2 separate regions of the Homo sapiens genome follow, and region 1 is linked to region 2. The links are chromatin contacts, found by Hi-C or POLR2A ChIA-PET in ENCODE. All regions are on one chromosome and are shown on one strand. The core of a region is the stretch at or near the end of the contact, and the rest is flanking DNA. Distances in the headings are between cores, read along the strand shown. Region 1 holds the start of ACTA1 (actin alpha 1, skeletal muscle). Region 2 overlaps LINC02815 (long intergenic non-protein coding RNA 2815).

Region 1 (6,542 bases), core at 1-2,500, 310 kb after region 2:
CGTAGGAATCTTTCTGACCCATACCGACCATGACGCCCTGCAGAGCCGAGACACCACGCACCCGTTAACGCCGCTCCGGGTGGCACCAGGCTGGCTTACGCGGGGACCCCGAGCCGGCTCCCTCTGCGGAGGGGCAGCCTGACCTGGTGTCGGGGGCGGCCCACGATGGACGGGAACACGGCCCTAGGGGCGTCATCCCCGGCGAAGCCGGCTTTCACCAGGCCGGAGCCATTGTCGCACACGAGGGCGGTGGTCTCGTCTTCGTCGCACATTGTGTCTAGTTTCTGCAAGGACAGGGAGACCGCGAAGAGGCGCGGTGCATCAGCGCAGAAGTCTCAGCGGCAGGGGGGGGTAAGCCTGGCTGGCCCCGACGTCCTCCCTCCCCAGGAACCTAGGGACATCTCCTGCCGGAGCCACTCAAATTCTGCCAGGGCGGCGACCAGGGGTTCTCTTCTCGACCTTTGCCCCGGCTAAGGGCTGCCCTGAACCAGGAAAAGGGGCACAGGGTCGCGAGACCCCACTGAGAAGTCCTCTGTCCACATAGCCAGGGGAACATGTTCCCCAAGACCTGTCTGCCCTCCCTGCCTGACACCTGTTCCAGGAGCTGGACGCTAGTGCCCATCCTCTCTGCGCCTCCCTGACCACATCTGTCACCTAGGGAGATAAGGCCTCAGCACTGCCTGCTTGCTGGGCCAGCGTGAGGGTGGAAGGAGATGCCCATGGGAAAGGCGTTGGCACCCCATCCAGGGAAGAGTGGCCTGTTAGGAACCCTGTGACATTTCAAACTCAGAAAGGGCCTTTTCGCCTGTTGGAAACCCAGAATGGGTGGTCCTGGCTGCTCGCTCATTCGCTCTAGCGCTAGTTTGGAAGGGAACTGCCTTGGCGACAACTAAAGCAAAACCGTTTATCTCCCTAGGCACATCCTACATGCCAGGTAAAGGAGCCCAAAGGGGCTAGAGAAAAATTTGGAGAAGTCTAATTTCCAGAGGCTGACTGTCTTGCCTCCTTTTTAAAGCGCGTGTGGCTCCGGAGACGAGGCACAGCGCTCAGGGCGCAGGCCTGGGGCTGACCAGGTGAACCGACTGGGTTCTGCCCCGGAGTCCTTCAGGTTCCCCTCGGTAGTGCCCTGTCCCCCTGTCCCCTCCCAACTCCTGCCCTACCTGGGCGGGTAGCTACAACTGCTACTCTCGGCTCGGGCCCTGGTCGCCGCGGAGGGGAAGCGAGGCTTCACTTGGCGCTGTCCGCTGCGGTGGCCGCTTGTCCCTCTGCTCAGGTTTTATATAGCCCGCGGGCATTCCCTCCGCGCCACCCCGCAGGAATGTCGCTGCCCTTCTCGAGCCATATTTGGGTGTTGGGCACTAGAGCCCCCTCCCTCGGCCGGTTCGCGGCCTGGGCCCCCGCCCGGGTCCCCTGCGTTGACCAAAGAAGGAGCGGGTTGGCCCGGTCCCAGGTAACGCGGGCCGGGCCGTATATGGAGTGTCTCCCTAGCGGGTTTGCCCCTCCTGACCCGACCCAGTTGCCCGCCGGAGGGGATGGGGTGGGGCGAGGGTCACCGCGTTCGCCGGTGGGTGCATGTGTGCGCCTGCGCTCCGGGAACCGCACCTGTCCCAAAGGCCTCCCCAACCATGTCCACTCTGAGCGCCCTGGGCGCTCGGGAAGGTGCCTGACTGCTGACTTCCAATATTTCAACTCCTCTTCGGGTTCTTTGCTCAGATCCCCAAACTCCCACTTGCGACTACCGGGAAGAGGGAGTCGTGTGGAGTGGTGGGCTTGGGAGGATTGGAGAAGCAGTCACTCCTGAGTCTCAGGAAGGGAAGGAAGGCGAACTCCCTCTCCTTTACGCCCCTGGAACTCCATTTCTCTCTTCCCACCCCCGAGCTCCCTGAATCCAAAAAGCTGAGCCACGTCGACCCCTTCCCCCACCGCACAGAGGGCCACCGGCGGCCGGAGGGCGCGCAGCTGTCGCAGGATAGACAACTGGCGGGGGGAGGCGAGGGCGGAGCGCCGGGGAGGAGGCGCGGGGGCTCCCGGGGATAGGCCTGTCAGGCGCAAAGCCTGAGCACACGGAGCTGTCCGCCTCAGGGACGCGCAGCGCCCTTGGGTCTCCTAAAGGGATTGAAGGGGTGAGGGTTCCCCTCCTGTAGGACGCACTGGCCCCAGGTTTTGGTGGGCTGAGGCCCTCCCCCAGCCTCTTTGGTGGCACTATGTGTGTCCCTCTCCTGGGGCTGAAAGACAAGGGTCACAACCCAGGACTGGCTAGACCTGGAGTGGAGGTGGAGATGGGTGAGGGGCTCTTCCTAGATGAGGCTTAGCTGGTCCTTCCTCCCAATAAATTGGAGGGGGTGGGGGGACAAGGACGCGGCACTCTAGGATGGGTGGCAGTTTTTCCTTCTGCAAAGGCTGAACAAACTCATCTTTATATTTAGAGGATGATGCCTGCCAAGGCCGGGCTGCCTCCCAGTCCACCTTGTAGTCATCATTTACCAGAGCCTGCTGCAGGTTCTATTTATATCACTGATATATGGGGCTATGCCTTTCAGATTTTCTAGAAGGATTTGGAGCTACTTATGGTAAAGTAGAGTGGGGGTCAGCAGAGGTTACCCAGTTGGTGCCTGTCCCTCTCTCTCTCTCTCTCTCTCTCTCTCTCTCTCTCTCTCTCTCTCTCTCTCCTTTTTCCCTAAGACAAGGACAGTTCTAACCTTGTGGAGGGCACAGGAGGAGCAGTCTTCTGTGATGAACTCAGGGACATGCTTTAAGGGGGTACATCAGTGATGTGGTGTGGGCCAGAACAGAATCACTCATTTTTCGGATGTGCTTAAGTGCTCCTAAAATAGTTGCAATTCACTTTTGGTAGTGGAACCCAGCAACTGGGACAGGTGTGGATTCTCTAAAAGGGGGATGGAAGCATATGCGACCCTCCTCTGTAGCCCACATCATGGCAGTTCATCCCAAAAATAAACAAGTATTAACAAAAATGTTCTAGTGAATAAAATGCTACCTTCCTAAAAATGATCAATTAAAAAATAAGGAGTTTGACTAGTATAGGGACTATGCGGTGAGGATAAAGTCTCCTATGGTTCCATATTTAGTTCTTCCAAGTATTTTGGAGAGTAAGTGAATAATTGACAGAACTGTATTTCCTTTTTAACATCCTGTGTCCTCCTGTGTCAGCGAGTAGTGGAGATACTAGAAAAAAACCACTTAGCAAATGAGCTGCATGTAACGTAAGGGGACTAGCTTACATTTGGGCCTTGAAGGTAGGAAATTTGCTGCCGTTCACTGGATACCTCAATATTTGTGCGCATTCCAAAGGAGAATGGGATTGTCACTATTTTTCAAAACTCTTGCTCAGTTCAACTCTTACCTTTCCTTACAGAAAGCTTTTCTAAGCTCAGTCTGTTACATTCAAACCCACACTAAAAGCTGACCATGATTAAAAACACTCACAAGCGAACAGAGACCTGCTAGTACAGCAAACTGTGGGAGATGGCCCCTGAGGTGGCCAGCCAGGCATCTGTTCCCTGCCCACATGATTTGCGGCTGGTTTAAATAGTCCCTGACAGGTCACCACAGGCCACCCTCAGTCCCATTCTGGTCTTGTTGCATTCTCATTGGCTTAGAGAATAGACTGAATGGTGGGTGGCAGAGCCACGTCTCCATACATGTATGTTTTGGGGGAGCGCAGCGGCGCCCTGCTCCGCCTTTTGAGAACTGTCACTAAGTAAAGGTCAGCCATGTAGGGTATGCTTGACAGGGAGTTCCTGCTTCTAAGTTTTCAGGTGCAGCCTCAGCTCTTCATACCCTGACCGGGCCCTTCTGCTACCACTACCCCGGTGTGTTCACACTTCCCTTCTCTCCAATTGTGCCCCTCAACACTCCACACACCCGTACCCCAATCTTGCTCAGTTCCAGTCTTCCTACTGTGTTTCCTATCAATTTAAACAGGAATTGGTAAAACACTTTATAATATGCTTTCGTGTTTCAATTAACCGTTTAACTATCCTAAGGTAAATAAGATAGGTATTACTCATTCCAGTTTTTTTTCTTTTTTAAAGAAAACTGAGGCTTAATGAGCTAAAACACACCCCAGGTTCCACAGCAGCCAGTGGAGGAGACGGGCTTGGGCTGTCCTTCCTTCTACTGCCAGTGGCCAGGGAGGGCAAGGACTGCTGCTTCTCTCTAATCCTCACCAACACTGGGTACAGTTCGAAACAGAACAGGCCCTTGAGGGATCTTTCCCAGTAATGAGCCAAAGACATCCTGACATGAAAAGCCGTAGCTTCCCCAGAAACTCAGCTTTGAGGGGCTGGCTGGGCACTCCAAGTTAGAGATATTCCAGGAACAGGGTAGACAAAGACCAACTCATTCTCACAAGCTACTTAAAAACGTCGGGTCGGCCAGGCGCGGTGGCCCATGCCTGTAATCCCAGCACTTTGGGAAGCCGAGGCTGGTGGATCACTTGAGGTCAGGAGTTCAAGACCAGCCTGGCCAACATGGTGAAACCCCGTCTCTACTAAAAACACAAAAATTAGCCAGGCGTGGTGGTGCACACCTATAATCCCAGCTACTCGGGAGGCTGAGACAGGAGAATCACTTGAACCTGGGAGGCAGAGGTTGCAGTGAGCCGAGATCCCACCACTGCACGCCAGGCCTGGGCAACAGAGAGAGACTCCATCTCAAAAAAAAAAAAAAAAAAAAAGTTGAGTCAACTCCTGGCAGCCCAAAGAAAGGGCTTGGGCTTGGATTTTCTACTTTTTCCTCCTCCTGAAGCTGGTGGTTTTTGCACTCATGGCCACCTCTAAGAACCTGATGATTCATTGGAGCAGTGCCCTCTCTTCAACATTCTTTATACCCAGAATATCATGAACTGGTTAGGAGCTTGCATTCTGGAATCAAGCAGAGCTGCATTTACCTTCCCCTCTGACTGGCTATGTGATCTTGGACAAGTGACTTTCCAGAAAGCATTCTCAACTCACAATACTCCTTAAGACTGATCTGAGGATTAAAACCAGGTGAGAGCTGAGTGCGGTGGCTCACGTCTGTAATCCCAGCACTTTGGGAGGCCCAGGTGGACAGATCACTTGAGGTCAGGAGTTCAACACCAGCCTGGCCAACATGGTGAAACCTGGTCTCTACTAAAAATACAAAAAAATTAGCTGGGCATGGTGGCGGGTGCCTGTAATCCCAGCTACTAGGGAGGCTGAGGCAGGAGAATCTCTTGAACCCAAGAGACAGGCTGCAGTGAGCTGAGATTGCGCTACTGCACTCCAGCCTAGGAACAGAGCAAGACTCCGTCTCAAAAAACCAAAACCAAAACCAAAAACAAAACAACAAACTAGGTGAGTACCTAAGACATATGAAACATTCAGCACATGGTGCCATGTCTTGCTTCCAATGACTAAGGGCTTGGGGCAGGTGCACACAGTGCAGTGGCAGAAAAGGTGAGAAAAGAACATTAAAGTCATTGGCCTGCTCAGTATACACACATCAATGTCACTGCAACTGAGCAAGGAGAGTCAATGTCATGTTCACCGTATTTGGAGGGCATAAAGATTTTTGTACAAAGATTTATTCTAGCATTATTTAAAATGGTCAAAAAAATGTGTCTTTTGAGAGAGAGCTACAGCAAGAGAATAAGGGCTGTTACATTAATTATGGTTCTGCCATATGGTAAAGTATCACGCATTTAAAACATTGTATTCTAAATAATAATTAAGATGGGCATTCTCAAAGGGGGAAAACTTGGTTCTTAGAGAGTGAAAAAAATTCAGATAGTACAATGGTTTATGGCTTCCAAAGGCCACAGTACATTTAAAAGATAGTCGGCCAAGTGTGGTGGCTCACGCCTATAATCCCAGCACTTTGGGAGGCCGAGGCAGGCAGATCACCTGAGGTCAGGAGTTCTAGACCAGCCTGGCCAACATGGTGAAACCCTGTCTCTATTAAAAATACAAAAATTAGCCAGGCATGATGGCGGGTGCCTGTAATCCCAGCTACTCGGGAGGCTGAGGCAGGAGAATTGCTTGAACCCAGGAGGCAGAGGTTGCAGCGAGCCAAGATCGCGCCACTGCACTCCAGCCTGGGTGACAGAGCAAGACTCCATTTCCAAATGAATGAATGAATGAATGAATGAATGAATGAATGATATATAGTAGGTCTGTGGTATTACACTTTCTTTGGAGTGGGAGGTGATTAGGAAAAACTGTCTAAAAAGGCTCCTCAGGAGGGGTGATAAAAAAAAAAAGGTCAAGAAACACTGGATTAAGGATACAGCAAAATGCTCACATCTCCCATGAGAAAAGTAGGTTACAAAATGAAAAAGCATATGCAGTCCAAAAGTCTATTTCATAATGGTGACTAATTATTTCCAGCTGGTGGGATTACAGAGGTCTATTTTCTTTTTCATTTTCTACAGTGTTTTTCTTAAAATTTAGAATTACATAATATTATTTGAGACAGGGTCTTAATCTGTCACCCAGGCTGGAGTGCAGTGGTGTGATCATGGCTCACTGTAGTCACAAACTCCTGGGCTCAAGCAATCC
Region 2 (6,415 bases), core at 118-2,617:
CTGAGCTCCCCTGAGCTGGCCCGGACCTTCTCATCCTCTCAGCCAGTGATTTGAGTCTGATCCTCAAGCCCGGCCATCACTGCATCCGTTCAGGTCACAGGTATTACTGCACACCTGCTCTGTGCCAGGCAGCTCCTCGCCCACTGAGCCCCAGAGGATGTTCCCTTTGTGCTTTTGTTGGCACTTGTGGTGACAGAGGTGGCTGGTCACTTGTCAGGTCCTGGCAGAGTCTCTATGCCCACTCGCTTCACAGCAGAAGTGCCACCTCCTCCTTGGGCAGGCAAACCTGCCCAGGGGAGGGGTACAGGAGCCCTGAGGCAATCTCTTTGGCTTGGTTGTAGAGGCCCACTCTTCCTATCTTGGGAGCTCATAGGTTGTAAAAAGATGAGGGAATGGGCTTGGACAGGACCTATTTGCAGCCCTCCTAAGAAGGGCCTGGGCTTTTCTGACTTGGAGTTCCTGGTCCTTATCAGGCCCACGCATGGTGGGTGGAGAGGTCTCCTGCCAAGGTACCCTGCTTTGTTCCCAACTTCCCCTGCCTGAGTTTAAGTAGGGAAATACTTGGTTCCATGAAAAGCAGCTGTAATAAAGGTAGAGCTTCTCATACACATGACCCACCCAGCCTCCAGCCCCTCAGGAAATGCCATGTGTAAGGACACACAGGTGGACCAAGGCAGCCAGAATAGGTTCTTGCCCCTTTGTGTGGAGCTCTTTCAGGCACTGCCGTCTCCTGGGCATCCCCTTTGCTGCTAGAGTCAGACCTCTGTGCAGACCAGAAGCAGCTTCCGCAGGTGGCACTCTGCAAAAGGCTCACTTTCCATTCCTCAGCCTCCTGTCATCTGGCTGCTGCCACTGCATTCCCTACCTTCTTGCTTGCCCCTTCCTTAATGCCCATCTGTTTGTCTCTGTTTTTCCTGCTCCACTGCTTATACCCCAAGCCCCCAGCATTGCTGGTTCATCCCCTGGTGGTCCAAGTCCAAAGAGATTGCCCACTCCCTAGAAACGAGAAGCTCCTCTTTGCTTATCCAGACCTGCAGATGAGTGAAAAGCCACAGAGAAGATTATGTGGTTTGCAAACTAAGAAAAGAGGAGGTTGACCCCTGTATTAAATACACTGACTCTTAAAAGCTACTCTAATTTGGAAGGAAAAAAGGAACTATTGAAGGATCCTTATTACTCCCTGAGAAATATTGCTGTCTCCCACTATTGCTCTGAAAGAACCAACTCATTGGTAAAAGGTTTCCAAGCAAATGTTATGCAGGACCTGTCAGGAGCTTGGACTTCACCTGTTAAAGAGTAGACCGCCATGAGGAAGCATGGCTTGCAAGCCAGGGAGGCAGGTGATGGCGCTGGAGCCCCACGGTGATATTCGTGGGAGCAGCACCCTCCCCACCTGGGGACGGGTTCTCCTGAGCAGGTGGATACTCCACGGCAGGGGCTTGCAGTCTGGTTTCCTAACCATATTCTCAATGGGACAGAGTCCAAGTTTCGGAGCGCAGAATCCTGACTCTGCCAGTTAGGACAGCCTGGAAAGCCCTGAGAGAAGCCTCAGGAAAAGCTGATCTTCCTGGAATAAAATTGTTTTCCTGCAAGTGGCCCCTGAGTATCCAAGGGCCCCAACGATCCTAGCAGCTTTCTGAGTGGGAGTGACTACTCTTTAGAAAGAATTGATGCCATGTAGTAACTGGCTCCCCAGCCTGAACACAAGAGCGGGAGGGAAGAGCTGAACAATTACTCCATTGAAATCATCTTCACGTGCACTGCAGTGTGGGAAGGTGGTTTGATAAAGCCTGGCTAATGTTAAATCTCTGTAAGGATTAAAGGGTTGATTCATTAATAATTACCTGCAGTACTATTTGCGATTCTGTTGCCCAAGACAACATCTTTTAGGGCAGCTTTCTTTTCATGGCCATTAAGAAATTATTAATAATTGTGATTTAGTGAGAAATTATTAATGACTTCTTAATGGGAGCGGAGAGAAAGCTGACCTAACAAAACCGTCATCTTGAGCAGCAGAATTGAAAATAGCCCTGTAGTTAATTATTATTAAAATCAGTTATAGAGATACTCATTTTTTCATTAAGTAAAATATGTATTGTAGAATAGATACCCAAGTAATACGATTTTGAACGATACAGCCAGGATTTTTAAATGCTTTATTGTTGCTCCCATAAATTCCTCAACTACCAAAATTTGTGCTGGGAAAACTAATCCTTCCTATCTTGCTTTCTTGGGTCTCTAGAATTATCTTCCTTTCTGCCCTCAAAAGGATGTGATCTGCCACATTTCCAAACACCCGCTTCCCCTCTTGGGATCTCTGTCTTGGTGGTTATATCCTTTCTGGAATATAATTGTGGGTGAACTTGCTTCATCATCTCATTTTTATTATTGTTATTATTATTTTTATTCCCTGAGGGGCACTAGGCCTAGGACATCTATACTTTGTGTTAAACACCATATGGTTTATCCACAACACACACCTGGTAAATGTGTCTGAAATGACTACTCAAGCCCCGAATCAAAATGTGGTCACTCCCATGGTGTGCAATGGAAAACTGGCCCTCAAAGAGGCCGCACTGAGCGTCCAAGACCTGGGTACTACTGCCCCCAGTTGAAATCTTAATTTTAGTTCTATCCAAACTATAAAGCTAGGAAGCTTTGGCTCCTTCCCTAAAGAAGCCGCATTTCCCACTCATTGCCATGCCCCCTAATTGGAAGGAGAACCCACATTTTTTTTTCCTGAATCCAAAGTCTTAGTCTGGAAGTGGTGCTGTTCTCTACACCTTCATCTATGTTCTATCCTCTCAGCCAGCTTCTCCTCCCTAAACCAATGGACATCTTGAGAGCTCATGTTTTCATGTTCCTGTGGGAAGTTTTTAGACAAATAAAATTAGGAGATGTGGGATGTGGAGAACAGACAAAAGTTAGACGGAGGGTCAGCATGACTATAAGATCAAATAAAGAAAGATGCAGTTGGTGTTTTTATTTTTATTTTTTTTACACTGGGAATTGTTTGGTGTTTTTATTTTTGAGCCAGGGTCTCTGTTGCCCAGGCTGGAGTGCAGTGGTACCACCATAGCTCACTGCAACCTCTGCCTCCCAGGCTCAAGCGATCTTCTTACCTCAGACTCCAGAGGATCTGGGACTACAAGGCTCTTGCCACCACGCCCGGCTAATTTTTGTAATTTTTGTAGAGAAGGGGTTTCACCATGTTGCCTAGGCTGGTCTTGAACTCCTGAGCTCAAGCAATCCACCTGCCTTGGCCTCCCCAAGTGCTGGGATTACAGGCATAAGGCTCCTTGCCCAGCCGCGGTTAGTGTTTTTAAGCACGAAGAAAAGAAATGTATTTCATCTGCTATCTGGATCCATGTGCTGTAACTAGAGACAAAATAATCCTTGAAGGGACCTGAAAACTTACTTTCAGATGTTTTTCTGGGATACATCACTTTGCTAGGTGGTAACTCAGGCAAGCATAGAGGGTGTGACCGTACTGGTTTTCTTTATAAATCAGATATAAGATGAGAAACAAAATGCATAAGGATGCCTCCACTAAAAGGTCAGAAGAAAGATGGAGGCGGTGGCACACGTAAGACAAGTTAGCAGAGGAGGGGGAAGGTGATGTGGAGGGAAATGAGGTTAAAAAAATTAACTGAAGAACATACATGGGCAAAGAAATTTAAAGATAAGGCTATATTTTGACTAAGCAGGTTTAGTCAGGCAACAGAGACAAAATTCCCTCAAAATTAATTTCAATGAACATAATTCTTTTTTATTATAGTTTTTAAATTTATATATAATAGTTGTGCATATTTTGGGGGTACGTGTGAGATTCTGATACCTGTATGCCGTGTGTGATGATCAAGTCAGGGTAATTGGGATATCCCTCAGCTCAGACATTTATCCTTTCTTTGTGATGGGAACATTATAATTCTTCTCTTCTAGTCACTTTGAAATTTACAATAAACAACTGTTAACTGTAATTTTCCTATTGTACTATCAAATACAATGAACATAGTTCTTAATGACAGACATCAGAACTTAGAAGTTTTCAAGATGGGAGCAGAACAAGTTTTGATCAAATGTACACATTCTTAACTTGTGAACTGACCACCCCAATCAAAACAGATTTGAGCAGCACTCTGAGAGAGGACACGTTGGAAACCACAAAGGAAGTGGCTAGTGGGAAGGTGCAGGGATGGGGAAGCCCCAGGAGGCCTGGAGCCAGCCCTCAAACTCAGAGCCACAGCCAAGCGGACTACAGACAGCCATTCTGTTGCTGGAGGCATCAAAGCCTTGTATGAAAGAGGTCCAGTTCTGATGCCCACACTATCCACAAATGTTAATTCTTCTCAGTGAACCCCAAAGCAAACTTGTGAACAATGAGGGAAGCCTTCAATTAAACTTTTAAGCATTCTTGAACCTCCCCTCTGCAAATACTTATTTGTGTTATGGGTAAGTTTTGAGTTACAGATTGTCGACATGGGGGATGGATTCAAATGATTCAGCTACATTTCAAAAATTCTCAAGCTAGAGATCAAGTTTGAAATGAGTATGGATCTAGAAGAAGCTGAGAAAACAATTCTAGGAGATTTAGACGAACCAAAATGTATTTCTTCTCCCCAGTCCTAAACTAGTCCATGTTTTTGTTCTAAGTGGCCTGCTGTACTTTTGTAAAACAAAAAGACCACCCAAATCTCTAGTATTCTGCGGCCTATATAATCAGTGGGCAGAGTGAATTTTCCTTCCTTGCCATGGACCAAGAAGAGCCTCATACACCCAACTGTGGCCTCACCAGATTGTTTTTAGCCTGATGATGAGCCTCTATTAAACCCAGAATTTCTTTGTCCCAAAGAAGGGTCATGTGTGTTTAACAGACATAAAATCTGCACTAAGTGGGAGTCCTGGGCCAGCCTGCTGCGGCCTGTGCATGGTGAGAGGGAATCCTGCATAGCCCATCTGCTGCAGAAGAAGTTTCCAGAGAGGAAGAGAGGCCACCCAGAGACAGAAGCTCGTCCTCCCACGTCTCTCTAAATGAACCTGGTTTCTGCTTTCCCCGGCTGCTCCCAGAACCATTCAGATCTCCCCTTACCCTCTATTTTGCTATTGACTTGTAGAGACAAGGCCCACTTGGGCCTGCTTAAAATAGAACTCCCTGCGCTGGAGCCAGTTCTATATCAGTGAGTGTGCGTGTATGCTGATTTTCTTTGTCCTCTTTATAAATGAAAAAACTAAAGGTAATTACAATAAGAGCTTTGTTTTTTTAAAATTAAGCTCTTAATAAGTATCATGAACTAGTCTTTTTTTTTTTTTTTTTTTTTTTTTAGACGAAGTCTTGCTCTGTTGCCAGGCTGGAGTGCAGTGGCGTGATCTTGGCTCGCTACAAACTCCACCTCCTGGGTTCAAGTGATTCTCCTGCCTCAGCCTCTCGAGTAGCTGGAACTACAGGTGCCCGCCACCACACCCAGCTAATTTTTGTATTTTTAGTAGAGACGGGGTTTCACCGTGTTAGCCAGATGGTCTTAATCTCTTGACCTCGTGACCCGCCCGCCTCAGCCTCCCAAAGTGCTGGGATTATAGGCATGAGCCACCGCACCTGGCCTCTCAGTTTTATAAGCATTACCTTATTTGAACTTCACAAACAACCTGAGTGGTTATGAGCTGAGTATTGTTGCTATTATTAATCTATAAATGAGGAAACTGAAGCTCAGAGAGGCTTATTTACTCCCCCAACGCCACACAGCTAGTAAGTGATGGAGCCCAGATTAAAACTACTCAGTCTGACTCCAAAGTCTCTCCGTCTCCCTCATTCTCTACCCGTCCACACCACGGTAAGCTAGTTATCTAAAGGTACAAACAGGAGTTTTAACTTTTACTTTTACTCGTGAAAAATAAACCCCAGGAAATTTGAGCCATAAAAGCATCAGACCGACCCTTGGATTGTTCTGCAAAATCAATGCAGAGAAAGCAGAAAGGCTTTCATTGAACCGTGTAGCTAAAAATAAAAGACCCAACGAGCAAAGATTCCCTAGTGCTGGGCAGGAGAGGGGATCAGGGAAGTAGAAGAGAGAGGCAGCCTCTGAAGGGGCTCCCACACAAGTGCAGGGCGGCAGCACCTTAGCCGCAGAGCCCCGGGTGCTCTTCTTCCTGCCGGGACACCTGAGCCCACGTTCTCCTCTGCTGCTTGCCTCTTAGCACTCAAGCTGAGGTGTCGAGACCACATCCCAGAGGGCAAATGGCAGACAGTTAAGGAGCTGAGCAGCCAGCTGGGGTTGCTTCTTCGTCCCCAGAAGCCCCGCCAGCAACTTCTGTAGACCTGCCCATGGCCAGGACCTCGTCACAAAGCCTCCTCTGGATGGGGGGCCAGCCTCTTGCAGCTGCCCACCCAACCAGGGTGCTCGTAGGTGTCAGGCAGGAC

What was found. A loop is a pair of places that touch in the nucleus more often than their neighbours do. ChIA-PET counts read pairs that join two places held with the same protein, here RNA polymerase II (POLR2A). Pooled maps may share reads with other maps.
Region 1: a map of IMR-90 shows a loop between it and region 2 (3-fold over the local background). The contact joins the promoter of ACTA1 here to the enhancer-like site in region 2. A Hi-C loop is called at or near these places in 1 of 168 maps with a recorded cell type or tissue (IMR-90) and 2 of 50 pooled maps. POLR2A ChIA-PET finds 5 or more read pairs at or near these places in 1 of 52 experiments (Panc1).

The regions. Positions count from the first base shown.
Region 1 is chr1:229,432,844-229,439,385 of GRCh38, forward strand. It overlaps ACTA1 (actin alpha 1, skeletal muscle), which reads right to left and starts at 1,251. Exons shown (of 7, transcript NM_001100.4): 1 at 1,161-1,251; 2 at 144-284; 3 at 1-37. The coding sequence starts at 272. RefSeq lists silencers at 959-1,253, 4,725-4,925, 5,391-5,470.
Region 2 is chr1:229,123,274-229,129,688 of GRCh38, forward strand. All of the region lies in intron 1 of LINC02815 (long intergenic non-protein coding RNA 2815), which reads right to left. Among named protein-coding and RNA genes, the nearest start is that of LINC02815, 28 kb to the right of the region's middle. Within about 2 kb of position 1,368, at least 3 of the 41 ENCODE cell types and tissues checked have a DNase peak (open chromatin) inside an H3K27ac peak, as active enhancers do.